2 separate regions of the Homo sapiens genome follow, and region 1 is linked to region 2. Evidence: chromatin contacts called from ENCODE Hi-C data. All regions are on one chromosome and are shown on one strand. Each heading gives the region's core, a stretch centred on a gene start or an enhancer-like site at or near the end of the contact. The rest is flanking DNA. Distances are from core to core; before and after follow the strand shown. Region 1 holds the start of LINC02696 (long intergenic non-protein coding RNA 2696). Region 2 holds the start of API5 (apoptosis inhibitor 5).

Region 1 (6,645 bases), core at 1,537-4,036, 2.0 Mb after region 2:
TACATGGCACTGGCTGCAGTCTCTGGTCATCTGCTGTCTCCTGACTCCTACTATAAAGGAGGCTGGGCCGGGCGCAGTGGCTCACGCCTGTAATCCCAACACTTTGGGAGGTCAAGGTGGGTGGATCACTTGAGGTCAGGAGTTCGAGACCAGCCTGGCCAACATGGTGAAACCCTGTCTCTCTACTAAAAATACAAAAATTAGCCAGGTGTGGTGGCACACGCCTGTAATCCCAGCTACTTTGGAGGGTGAGGCATGAGAATCGCTTGAACCCTGGAGGCAGAGGTCGCAGTGAGCCGAAATGGTGCCACTGCACTCCAGCCTGGGCAACAGAGCAAGACTCTGTCAAAAAAAAAAAAAAAAAAAGAGGCTATTATCCTATTTCAGACATTTTAAGGTTACTGTAGAGTCACTATCTAGGAATCTACATGGCTAAAATCTGCTTGCTCTGCTATCCCCCCAACCCCTACAGCCACGCACACATCCTCCACTGATCTCAAACTTCTCAGGCACTTCATCTCCTTCCTTCAATGATCTCACCTCCCTTTCCTAGGCAAAATGCACACTGCAAGACAGGACATACTTCACCTTCCAGCATCAAACTTTCATCCACGGCTGCTCTGGCCATGTGTGTGAATTAGAAAGAGGCACTCTTTCCTCAAGGGTCTTTACTATCATTTGCCAGGAAACAGTCAAGGCCACTCTTCAGTTTGTCCATGGGCTGATCAACATAAAAAATCCCTGGCTCCTTCTCATCAATATTTAAACAAGCTTTGGCTGGGTGTGGTGGCTCGTGCCTGTAATCCCAGCACTTTGGGAGGCCAAGGTGGGAGCAACTGAGGTCAGGAGTTTGAGACCAGCCTGGCAAACATGGTGAAACCCCATCTCTACTAAAAATACAAAAATTAGCCTAGCGTGGTGGCGCGTGCCTGCAATCAGAGCTACTCAGGAGGCTAAAGTAGGAGAATCATTTGAACCCCAGTGGCAGAGGTTGCAGTGAGCCAATATTACACCAATGCACTCCAGCCTCGGCAACAGAGTGAGACTACATCTCAAGAAAACAAAACAAAACAAAAACCCCCCAAAACAAGCTTATGTTTCTCCAATCTTAAAAAATAATAATTAAAAATCATCATTTTCCTTTCAGAATCACTCTCATTTCTTCACAGACAACTTCTTGGAAGATTTGCCTATGTTCATTTATCTCCATTTTCTCACCATCACCCTCACTTATTCCTCAACTCACCACAAGCTGACCTTCTCCAGCCATTCCAAGGAATCTGCTCCAGGTAACAACAAAGTCTGCTCAGTCATCTCACTAATTTATCAGCAAAACTGACCTAATTACTCTTCCTGAAGTGCTCTTCCCTTGCTCCCTGCAATGCCGCATTTCCCTGGTTCCTCTCCTAGGGCTGCCTGCTCATCTTCCCTTTCTTTAGTAGAAGAGCTCTTGACACTCTGTCCTGCGCCTCTTTCCCAAAGGGTATTCTCTCCACCAGGCAATTTCTTCTAAGCTCCTGCTCTAGCACCATTCATATACAAGAATCTAAGGCACAGATTTCTAGCTCAGGCCTGTCATCTAAAAAATCAAACCAGGCACATCCATTGGCCTGTTGAGTTTCTCCCCTAGAAGACCTTCAAGGCTTAATATATGTAAAACCAAACTTCCCACACATCAGCTTCTTCTCCTGTGGTTCCCTTTTAGTATGTGATGGCCCAACATTCTCCCAGCTATCAGCCCAGAAGCCTGGCAGTCACCCCAACTCTGCAAATTTCACACACCCAATCCACCACCACCACTGCCGCCACCTGCTTCCCAATGATCTCTCTCTCTCCCTCCCTCCCTCCTGTATTCTTCAGCTGTGGCCTGAGTCCAAGTAACCAAAGTCAAGAAAAGCAGGGCCATGTACTCTGTACTCACCAGCCTGGTGCTTGAAACCCTCAACTATTGTAAAGTGGTTATGTTAATGAAAAGGGGTCCCCATCCAGACCCCAAGAGAGGATTCTTAGACTTTAAGCAACGAAGAATTTGGGGCAAGTTCAAAGAGTAAAGTGAAAGCAAGTTTATTAAAAAAGTAAAGGAATAAACGATTGGCTACACCATAGGCAGAACAGCGGCATGGGCTGTTCAACTGTGTATACGTTATTTATTGATTATACACTAAACAAGGGGTAGATTAGTCAAGAGTATTCTGGGGAAAGGAGTGGCAATTCCCAGAACTGAGGGTTCCACCCTCGCCTTCAGATCATATAGAGTAACTTCCTAACATCGCCATGGCATTTGTAAATGCTCATGGTGCTGGTGGGAGAGTCTTTCAGCAAGCTAATGTATTATAATTAGCATATGATGAGCAGTGGGGACAACCAGAGTTCACTTTCATTGCCAATCTTGGTTTTGGTGGATTTTGGCCGGCTTCTTTAAGTATCCTGTTTTACCAGCAGGGTCTTTGTGACCTGTATCTTGTGCTGACCTCCCTGTCTCATCCTGTGACTTAGAATGCCTAACCTCCTGGGAATGCATCCCAGCAGGTCTCCACCTTCTTTTATGCAGCCCCTATTCAAGATGGAGTCCCTCTGGTTCAAACGCCTCTTGACAGTTCATCTTTTCAGTGTTTCCGGCTAGGAAATTTAAATGTTTGTCCATCTATTCACTGGGCTCTGAAGCACTCATTTAGTACACTGAGAAAGGAGAGGGAGGGGGGATGGGAGGAGGGGAGGAGCAGAGAAAGGAGAGGAGGCGGAGACGGTTAGTCTAGCCTCTCTGTGGGGCCTCTCTGCTGGTACCCAGATGCTGAGCGCTGAAATTCTCATCCGCCACACACAACATGGCGGCTTCCTGGACCCGCGCCCAATTTTCGCTTCCGGGATGGAAGCTACGTCATTTCCCCCTCTGTTGCCCTAGCGCCCCTTGGAAGCCAAGAATATGAGGAAGTCTTCTTCCTTCGCGCCTTCTTCTTCCTTACGCTCCAGGGCAGCCTGACAGAGCCGCTCGAAGGCTCTGCTGGCCGCGGCTAGCCGGTGAGGAGGGTGGGGGGAGGGGCCGTCCCGCGTGTGGGGGAGTCTGAAGGCGACCAACGAGAGGGAGGGCCGGAGCGGGGAGGTGGCTCGGAGGCATGTCCAGTAAATTGGGGATGAAAATCCTCCCAGGAACCCGATTATTAATGGGTTGAGGGAAGTGGCAGGTGCAGCGGTTGCGCAAAGACAATGATGCTTAGTAGCCAGGACTTCATGGCCACAAAATTTGTGTGTAGAGAGGGCCACAGCAGCCTGAAAACCATTTTCGTCCCCTTTTAGGTTTACCCATTCCACTGGACCCAGCCACCACCCACTCCTGCTGTCTGGTAAACTTTCCTCCTGTTTCTGGGGCCATGTCTGGCATGAAGAGTTTTTACTGAATAGTTTTCATTGATCGCAGGCCAGTTCTCTCTTCTCACCCCTTTATTGAAGTGACAGTGAAAATCTAAGTGAGAAAGCACTGTTACAGGGGCTGAAAAGGCTACAGGAGACCAGAGCCATTGACTTTTATTTTTAAAATGAAGATCTCTTTTACTTGAAGGAACTTAAGAATTTTGGCATTCAAATAGGGGCTGGAAGACTTGAAAGCAGTAGAAATTTCACCACAGGTGATAGGAAAGGATGATCACGAAATGAATATCTCCTGACTTGCACACCTAGTGAGCAGAGCCAGGAAGGACCTCCTTCACCTTAGCATTTGGAACAGGCTGCAAAGTTCATTCTTCCTCATAGCAGCCCCTGCATTCAGTTTGGTTTAGTTGTTTTATGTGGTTTCTAGCCTGATTTTTTTTTTCAGGGTGCAGCAGAAGTCTCAGGTAGCTGAGAAGTTCATGGAATCTTCTTATTTGCTACACCTTTCACTACTGCTTGTGATATAGTGCAGGGTTGGGATGTGCAGACATTTCTCAAGTGCACTGTGTACCTACACAGCATGCTGCAATTTGGCTACTGAAGTCAAGAGAAACTGGTTTGAACAACTACTGAGTGTAACATAGGAAGCGCATTTCATTTGATAACAGGAACACAGCTTTTGTGCTAATAAAATGCTTTGAAAATTAGTGTGTGGTCTTTAGTAATTAGCATATACATTTTAGTTATCCATTGGTTCATAACAAACGGACTAAATAGGTACCCCACTGAGTCATTTATCTAAATGAAAAGTTTGGTTAAATTGTAGTTGTAGGCATTGATCAAAGCTAATGGGAAAAAGAGATTAAGATGAAAATCATGGGATTAAATTTTTAATTAGTTTGCCCCTTGGACCGTTGCTTGGTATGACATGGAGATTGATTGGCTACTTATGCCTGCCTGGGAAGATATGGCTCTGCTACCAAACCTCTGAACGTAAGAGTGTTTTGCAAAAAAACTGAATATTTTATTCAGTAATTTTTCACTTTATTCCTGCTTAACAAGGAATTGAAAAGGAAGGCAAGGTCTTGGATCTCATAGTTCTTGGTATAGTGATAGATATAAAGTATGAGATGGGGGCTTCAGTGGGTTCATTAATAAATATCTCAAATTAACATGTCTAAGTCAAACTCTTCCTTTCCTGCCCCCAATCTCTTCCTCTCCCAGGGCTCCTTATGTCAACTAATGGTGCCATCATTAGTGCACTCAAAGCAAAAACCTGGGAACAATCTTGATTCCCTCTTTCATTCCCCACAGCTCACCCATCAACAAATTCGATCCGCTTTTATTCTAAAATATATCCTAAATCCATTCACTGTTCTTATCTCCACCACCCTAACCCAGGCATCATCATCCTTTACCTGGTTAACTGCAAGATCCTTTTCATTTAACTTCCCTGCTTCTAATCTTCTGACCCATTTTCACCATCCCAGTCCATTCACCACACAGTAGCAGCCAAAATATTTGTTTAAAATGTAAGTTAGATTCTATCACTTTTGTGTTTAGAATTATTGTCTTCCCCCACTAATTACTGTGCCCTATGTGATCTGGACTCAATCTGGTACCACTCCCTACCCCTTCACTCACTATAATCCAGACATACTATCTTTCTTTCTTCAACCTGCCAAGTTTTATCCTGCCTTAGGGTCCTTGCACTAGCTGTTCCCTTTGCTGGAACCCTCTTCACCCAGTTATTGCAGAGCTGGCCCTCTCTTGTTTAGAGCTGAATTTCAATGTGACCTCTTCAAATAAGTCCTCCCTTGACCACCCAAACTCATGTACCCCCTTGTTACTCTCTGTCACGTCATCCTGATTCAGTTTCACCACAACACTCATCATTACTGCTATTTTCTTGTATCTTCCTTTGTTTATTGACTGTCTCCTCCCATTAATATGTAAGCTCCCTGAAAATAAACATCTTGTCTATATTGTATGACTGTATCCCCAGAACTTCAAATAGTCTGTGACATATGAATGAATGAATGAATGAATGTACGAATGGATTCTGCTTCCCCAAAGCTGCTGCCATCTCATCTCAGGTACATTGAAACAGGAAGGCTGGTAAAGGCCAGGGGGTCAAATGCTACATAGAGTGGAGCCTGAAGCACAAGATGTGGGCAAAGACACAGTGGAGAGGGGCAAGAAAAGCATTTGGGATGGAGGGCAGAGGGTCTGGGAAGGAACATGGAAATGATATAGAACAACTCTACAGATATGTCCTAGACATCTTAAGACTTGTACAAGCATGCGTGTGCCCGCACATACACACATACCAGCTTGAAGAATCTTGTCTCAGCACATGCTCTGTACTTGAGTCTTAGAGAACACTTTTCTTGGTAGAGATGTTTAGGCTTCAGCATTAAGGAGTCTGATTCAGAGGTCTAGGTAGGGCCCATGTGTCTGTGACTGCATAATACTTGTAAACTGGTCTCATTCTTGGTCAGGACAATAAGGCTGCAGTAAATCATAGCAGCTGGGAGAAAGTAGTGTGGTATCCTGCAGTGGTTCTGTTCACCACCACATGGGCAGAGCATGAGCAACTTTCCTTTCCTGGGCCCTCGTTCTGCTCAGATACAAAGTGAAGGCTTACTTGGGCTCCTGTGCAACTTTAAAAGTGAAACTTAACTGAAATTGGGCAGGTGGGCTGCACTTCTTCTAAAAAGTAAGAGGCCCACTTTTTAGAAAATATTAAACCTTGGATTACACCTCAGTTTGGCAGTTACATGACACATTATTTCTAAAGAGCCATCTAATTTTATGCCATCTAATGTTTATATTGATAACTGATGAAAATACAGGAGCTTATTATGCCACTGAAACTACGATGAAGTGGCTCAAATTTATTCTCTCACTGTAGGTTGGATTTGAGGGGATAAGGATAAGAGAGAAAATACTATTGGTGCTCAGGTTAAAAAAAGAAAAAGAAAAAAATGGAGCTTAGACTTTAATCTTTTCATAAATCTTCCTCATCCCCAATTGTTCAGCCAAATTCAGAAGGATTAGCTTTCCATCTTCCATGAACCTTTTGGTTGGATCTTTTGTCAATCTTTTTCCCCTTTGAGGCTACCTCGATGTTTAACAAAAAAAAAAAAAAAAGAACTACAAACTTCATTCAGATCCAGTTCAGGGTCCTACATAGCATTTAGTTTTTATGTCTTCTCCAATCTGTGATGGTTCCTCATTATTTCCTTGTCTTTCGTGACCTTAACACTTTTTAAGAGT
Region 2 (7,070 bases), core at 1,499-3,998:
CACCACTCTCTGCGCCATTGACTCTCGCCATGGGGGCTTTCTTACTCTCAGGCAGAAGGACTCAAAATGAATCCAGAATCTCTTTCTCTTTTATATGGCTCATCTCTGCTATAAGGGAATCACTCCCATCCCCTCGCTCCAGCAAAATCTGGGAACACGGTAGATCCCAACATGGCCACCTCCACTCTGCAGTCACGGGTAACCTGAGCTTATCAGGCGTGTCCAGTCCTTTGTGTTTCTCAACCACCTGGGACCATATTTCAGGCTCCTCAAAATGGCCCCACGCTTGAGGGAAGGGGGTAGAAATTGCCCTCAACCTACTCACAAGACATCTTTCTCAAAAACATAAAAATAAAAAAATCACCAATTCTCATTTTATTCTCTAATTCTTTTTCTTTTTCTCCACAAGAGTCCAAATTGCAATTTTTTTTTTTTTTTTTTTTTTGAGACAGAGTCTTGCTCTGTCACCCAGACTGGAGTGCAGTGGCACAATCTCGGCTCACTACAAGCTCCACCTCCCGGGTTCACGCCATTCTCCTGCCTCAGCCTCCCAAGTAGCTGGGACTACAGGCGCCCACCACCACACCCAGCTAATTTTTTGTATTTTTAGTAGAGACAGGGTTTCACCGTGTTAGCCAGGATGGTCTTGATCTCCTGACCTCGTGATCCGCCCGCCTCAGCCTCCCAAAGTGCTGGGATTACAGGCGTGAGCCACCGCGCCTGGCCTGCAATTTTTTTTAACATTGAATTTTACACTTGATTTCTTATTTTCAGACAGGGGTCGTGCTGTGTTGCCCAGGCTGGACTTGAACTCCTGGGCCCAAGTGGTTCTCCCCGCTTAGCTTCCCAAATAGCTGGGACTGTTGGCTATCACGCTCAGCTCTAATCCTTTTTAGGATGTGAGATTTATCCTCAATCTAACTGAGAAGTACAAGAGCCGGGGAGTTCTTTTGTAATCATTTCCCGTGTATGTTCTGTACAAGTGGATGTGGCTTTGAAATTTACAGTCTATTATAGTTTGATATTTCAATCCTGAAATGTTAACATCCTTTAACATCCTTTTACACATACACACATAACTTTGTTTTGTATGCTTTGTATGTTTTACATAATGGGATCATCTTATACCTGCCTTTTAACTTTTCTTTTTCTTTTTCTTTTTCTTTTTCTTTTAATTTTTTTGAGATAGAGTTTTGCTCTGTGGCCCAGGCTGGATTGCAGTGGCATGATCTGGGCTCACTGCAACCTCTGCCTCCTATGTGCATATAATTCTTCTGCCTCAGCCTCTCATGCAGCTGGGACTACAGGTGCATGCCACCACGCCTGGCTAATTTTTGTATTTTTAGTAGAGACAGGGTTTCACCATGTTGACCAGGCTGATCTTGAACTCCTGACCTCAAGTGATCCACCCAACTCAGCCTTCCAAAGTGCTGAGATTACAGGCGTTAGCCACCGCACACGGCTATATATATATATAATATTATTATATAAATATAATTATCTTAATATATAAATATATATTATTATCTTAATATATATAATATATATTATTATCTTAATATATATAATATATTATTATCTTAATATATATTATTATCTTAATATATAATTATATAATAATATACAATATATAATATATATTATATATATAATTGTATATATAATATAATATATAATATATATTATAATATTAATATCATAATATTATATATGATATATAAATATAATAATATATTAATATATATTAAGATAATAATATTAATATATTAATTATATAATTAATATATTATATATAATATAAGATAATTATAATATATAATTGATAATATTGATATATTAATTAATATTATATCTCAATATATAGATATATTATAATTATATTATATAATTAATGTATTAATTAATATTATTATCTTAATATATATTAATATAATATTATTATATTTATATTATATATTATATATTTATATATTAATATAATATTATTATATTTATATTATATATTATATATTTATATATTAATATATAATGTTATATATTATATAATATATAATATTATATATTAATATATAATATTATATATTATATAATATATAAAATTATTATATATTAATATATAATGTTATATATTATATAATATATAAAATATTATATATTATATCATATTATATATATAATTTCATTTAAACTTGTATCTTAGAAATTCTTATCAGTAAGCGTACGTGATTTCATTTATTTATTATTCTTTTGGATACTGGACATAATCAGGTGGCCCCAATTCTTTACACTGGCAGCAAAGATAAGCAAATTCTTCCAGCAGGCCAAATTTGACCCCGCACTTGATGAGCGTGGTGGACACAGAGGGTTTTTTAATAGCATAGGAATGTTTTTTGCTTCCCACCGGACCCACTAGCCTCTAGTGCCACCGATTAATATTACCTTCCTTGAATCAGGAGGAAACCATTTGTGACTTCTCATATGTAAGATCTTCTAAGGGCAGAAACGCAATTGTCTTTGTATTCACTTCCCCGCCCACCCACACCCCTTCCATGGAGAGCCTGCAGCCAAGCTCAAGCTTTCAAAAAGGCGTGAGCTAATTCAATCATCCTTGCCGCTTTTTTGCTCCTCCAGGCTGTAGAGGGCGACAAAAACCGCGGAGGCGCATTGGGGTGGGGGGTGTCTACTGAAGGCCGCTCCCGACGTGCGCGTCTTTACGTAGACGTCGGGGGCGCAGCCGCGCTGTGCGCGGTGACTGGCGGCTGCACTGGCGGCAGCTGGAGGTGTAATAGTGCGGGTAGTGGGTTTGGAGAAGTTCCGAGGCGGCGGTGGCGCCGGTCAGGACAAGGATAGCGGAACCGGGCCCTGGGCTTGTCGCTCACCATGCCGACAGTAGAGGAGCTTTACCGCAATTATGGCATCCTGGCCGATGCCACGGAGCAAGTGGGCCAGGTGAGTTGAGTCCCCGGGCGGCCTGCAGGGCCTGGCGCTCCGCGGCCTTTCGAAAGCGCTTCCCGCCGCACTCCCCGGGCCGAGCGGGGGCTGCGGCTTCATCCTCCCGGGGCCTCCTAGCCTCCTCAGGCCGTCTCGTCGGGGTGGGCCTCTCTGGGAGTGTAGACTCTGGTTTCACCAGGGAGACCGCGGTCCCCAGGGTTCCAGGCTTCCTTGCCTCCCTTGCCCAGCCTTTTCTCACCGTGGCGTAACCTAACTCAGCCCGTTCAGGCTCACGTTAATTCTTCTCACGGAGCTTTTCTCTACAGGATTCTCTTAAGCCTTTCTCCTTTTCGGTGGAGCTCAGTGCTTCCAAGATTAGATCGGGAGTTTTCTTCATGAGGTCAAGATGTGTTTTTTTTGGGGGGGAGGCAAAATTCTGCTACTAATTGAAGAAGAGTGTTTAGGAGACAGAAGTTTGTGAGAAACAGAAGAGGGACTCTTTGGTCCAGACTTTGATGAGAGCTCACGGTTTCATTTATTCAGTGCATTTTTTTGAGTGCCGAGCGCTGGAGATACAGATGGAAAGGTCCGCGCTCTCCCAGAATGTACAGTTAGGAGGGAGTGTAGTAAGAAAGATAGGCATTGTGAGGCCCGGCTTGGTGGCTCACGCCTGTAATCCGAGCACTTTGGGAGGCCGAGGCGGGCGGATCACGAGGTCAGGAGTTCGAGACCAGCCTGACCCACATGGTGAAACCCTGTCTCTACTAAAAATACAAAAATTAGCCGGGCGTGGTGACACGCGCTTGTAATCCTAGCTACTCAGGAGGCTGAGGTGGGAGGATTGCTTGAACCCGGGAGGCAGAGGTTGCGGTGAGCCGAGATCGCTTCACTGCACTCCAGCCTGGGAGACAAAGCAAGACCCCGTCTCAAAAAAAAAAAAAAAGGTTTTTTTTAAAAATTTATTCTTTTTAATGAAACATGTTTGAAGAAAATAAAACAGGGCTGGGCGAAGGAGAGTGTGAGTGCGCAGCTCTGAATGGAGTTGTCTGGAAGAGCTCTCTTAACGATGCTTGCCCCCGATACACAGTTTCTCAGCAGTGTTGAATTATCCATACAAGTCATTTGTTCCCTGTATGAGTTTTCAAGTACTGGAGTACATTGAACTTGATAAGTGGTTGGGTATGTGTGTTCTTGGGAAAAGAACCAGGCTCTCCTGGAGGTAACCTTGATCATTGTTTTAGAAATCCCACACCATAGCTTTTCAGCGCTTAGAACTTTGTGATTTTTCTGCTTACGCATCCCTTCTTGGAGAAAGTGGAAGATTCTAGTCTATTAACAGTCGTGGGAGTACCTTTCCCGTCCCCTTTTCTTAACATAATTCAAATAGGACTTTTCTGAGCTGAACGAAAAAAAAAAAATTTCATGTTGGAGATTTATTGTAGCTTAATCTAGAATTAAGAATATACCAGTTTGAAATAGCAAATGATTTTTTTTCCTTCATTCCCTGTCAGTAGGGAATTTCACTTTTATCAGTAAGAAATGTATACGGATGTTCTGCTGTACATGTGGATAGAGTGTGTAGGTCGGTTGTGAAGGAGGAATATTCTGTTCATTAAGAAGGTAAAAACTGCCAGGCACGGTGGCTCACGCCTGTAATCCCAATTCTTTAAGGGGCGTGGATGGGCAGATCAGTTGAGATCAGGAGTTCGAGACCAGCCTGGCCAACATGGTGAACCCCCATCTCTACTAAAAATACAAAAATTAGCCAGGCGTGGTGGCATGCGCCTGAAGTCCCAGCTATTTGGGAGGCTGAGGCAGGACAATTGCTTGAACCCGGAGGGTGGAGGTTCCTGTGAGCTGATATCGGGCCACTGCACTCCAGCCTGGGCAACAGAGCAAGACTCCATCTCAAACAAAAAATTAAAAAAAAAAAAAGATACAAACTATGTGTGGTCAATCAGTTTGAATTTGTTGTTCCTAAAAAGAACTAGTAGTGAAGATATTCTCAATCGTATAATTTATCTGTGACTTAGTTGGGTAACTTTGTAGCAAATTGTTCTACCTACGTTAGACTTTGTTGCATATCAGTAGGGGGATAGGGTGAAAGCTACAACAGTGGTTGTGTCAGGAATCCTTCTAAGAAACCTTTGAAACCGTATACATAATGCTGTCCATCCCCTACTCTAATTTTGAGAGTTGCTTGCATTTCCTTCTCATGTCATCTTTATAAAAACCAGATTGAATTGAGAGTTCTCCCCAAGGGGTCAAAATGTCTTTCACAGCAAAAATCTACTCTTTATTTAGTAAGGGTACTTTAGAGACAAGTTTGTGAAAAATGAAAAAGGATACCTTTGTCTACACTTTAATGAGGACTCCATGCTTTATTCCGTACATTTCACCTACCATGTACCACACACCCGGCTGGACACTGAAATTTAACACAATTCTCTGTAGGTTATGGGTGATCAATGCGTTCTGTATTGACAACTGTCAAGCAACTATTTAAACAGTATCTCTGCATAATGAGATGTAGTGGTTAGCTCAGGCAGCTCAAATATTGTGAATTGTAGGAAAACCGAAGATAATGCCTACTAATTCTGCTCTGTTGGGTTATACTTCTCCCCTTTTAGATAAAATGCCTAAAATCACTTACTAAAAAAGACAGTAGGTTTTAGGATATTGCTTGTAATTTTAACTAACAAAGGCAAAAGCCACCTTAGTAGAGAGGACACCATTTCACTTGTTTTTAAGGAGAGAAAACCGTGTTCATGTTCTTGATGTAGCAAAGCCTGATTTTCATGTCAACTTATGAGAGATTTATGATCAGTACTAAGTTTCCTGGCAAATACCTGTCTGGATACTTCTGAGACTGCATTCAAGTTTGTCAGTCTTGACTTCCTTCTAACTTTTACTTTGATTATCAACCTTTACCAGAGAGGTGAGCACTACAGGTGTTCTGATTGCTGCCACTACAGACTATTCCCTCCCCATTATTGTCAATACTCCTTTCAGAGTAGTGCCTTCTAAATATATAAGGGTAAACTTACAAGCCGTCTGAGGTTTTATCGGCTAATTTCCCCAAAGCAGATCAAATCCTCTTTTTGAACCCCTTGGTACGATGTACTTACTAATAATGCTTCAGACTTGTATTTTATTTTATTTATTTCTGTACTTAAATTATAACGTCTCAAGGGTTAAATCCTTTTATGTATTTATTTATTTATTTATTTATTGCTTCTCTTCTTGCACTGTACCTTGCCCTTCAGTAAGCATTTCTTTTTCATAGTTGAAGAAATGTATTGGAAGAAGGAACAGAGAAACCATTTACAAAAGAAAAGAAAAACCATTTACACAGATTATCTCTAATGGATAAAGGGAACTTTATCATACACACACACATACATACATATATGAGCATGTATATTCTAATAAGCAAACTGCAGATGACAAATTCTAAGTGCAGAATTATTTAATACCTCAAATCTTCCAGTCCTATCATCTTCTCATGTAACTGCCATGTTCTGCCTATGCGTTCATCCTGCCTTTCCCCCACTCTGCCTCTGCTACTCCTTCAGGTCTCACTCTTCTCTTGTGTGCTCCTTTACCTTTCTGATCTCCTTTTCCACTGTACTCTGCCCAGGGCTCCTGACTAGCCATAATAGAGCAAGCTGTGGCCCACCATTATTTAAAATTCTGTTTCAAATTATTATGAATTTACTTACTTTAAATATAGATACTTAATTTTATATTATGTAGTCAAAATCTTAAAAGTTAAAAAATGTATCCGACACCTGTTAAAGGACCATGGCAGTGGGGCTGATTAGATCTGTATAATGCTGAAACCCTGATTCCTCCTGTTCTCTCAATCATTGAGTATACTAGCTTTGCAGGGTTGGCGTGTAGGCTTCTTGGACTTTTATTTCATGAAATAACCACTCTTGTAGTAGGGTTTTTTGTATGATTAAGCTAAAACCACTGACCAACCAAGTTCGTAATCCCTCAAAAATATGTGGAAATATTTATTTCACTTCTCTGAGCCCTAGTTTCCTCATCTAAAAGATAAGAATAGTAGTAACACCTATTGTGATATAGACAAGGAATCACTCAGTCCCTGGTAGACCTTCAATAAATATTGTTAA

The links. A loop is a pair of places that touch in the nucleus more often than their neighbours do. Pooled maps may share reads with other maps.
Region 1: a loop to region 2 is called in a map of CD4-positive, alpha-beta T cell, with 13 times the contacts of the local background. The contact joins the promoter of LINC02696 here to the promoter of API5 in region 2. A Hi-C loop is called at or near these places in 2 of 168 maps with a recorded cell type or tissue (CD4-positive, alpha-beta T cell and CD8-positive, alpha-beta T cell) and 7 of 50 pooled maps.

The regions. Positions count from the first base shown.
Region 1 is chr11:45,352,585-45,359,229 of GRCh38, forward strand. LINC02696 (long intergenic non-protein coding RNA 2696) reads left to right here and starts at 2,787. Exons shown (of 2, transcript NR_120558.1): 1 at 2,787-3,018; 2 at 3,812-4,073.
Region 2 is chr11:43,309,248-43,316,317 of GRCh38, forward strand. It overlaps API5 (apoptosis inhibitor 5), which reads left to right and starts at 2,749. Exons shown (of 14, transcript NM_001142930.2): 1 at 2,749-2,949. The coding sequence starts at 2,881. RefSeq lists an enhancer at 2,502-3,277.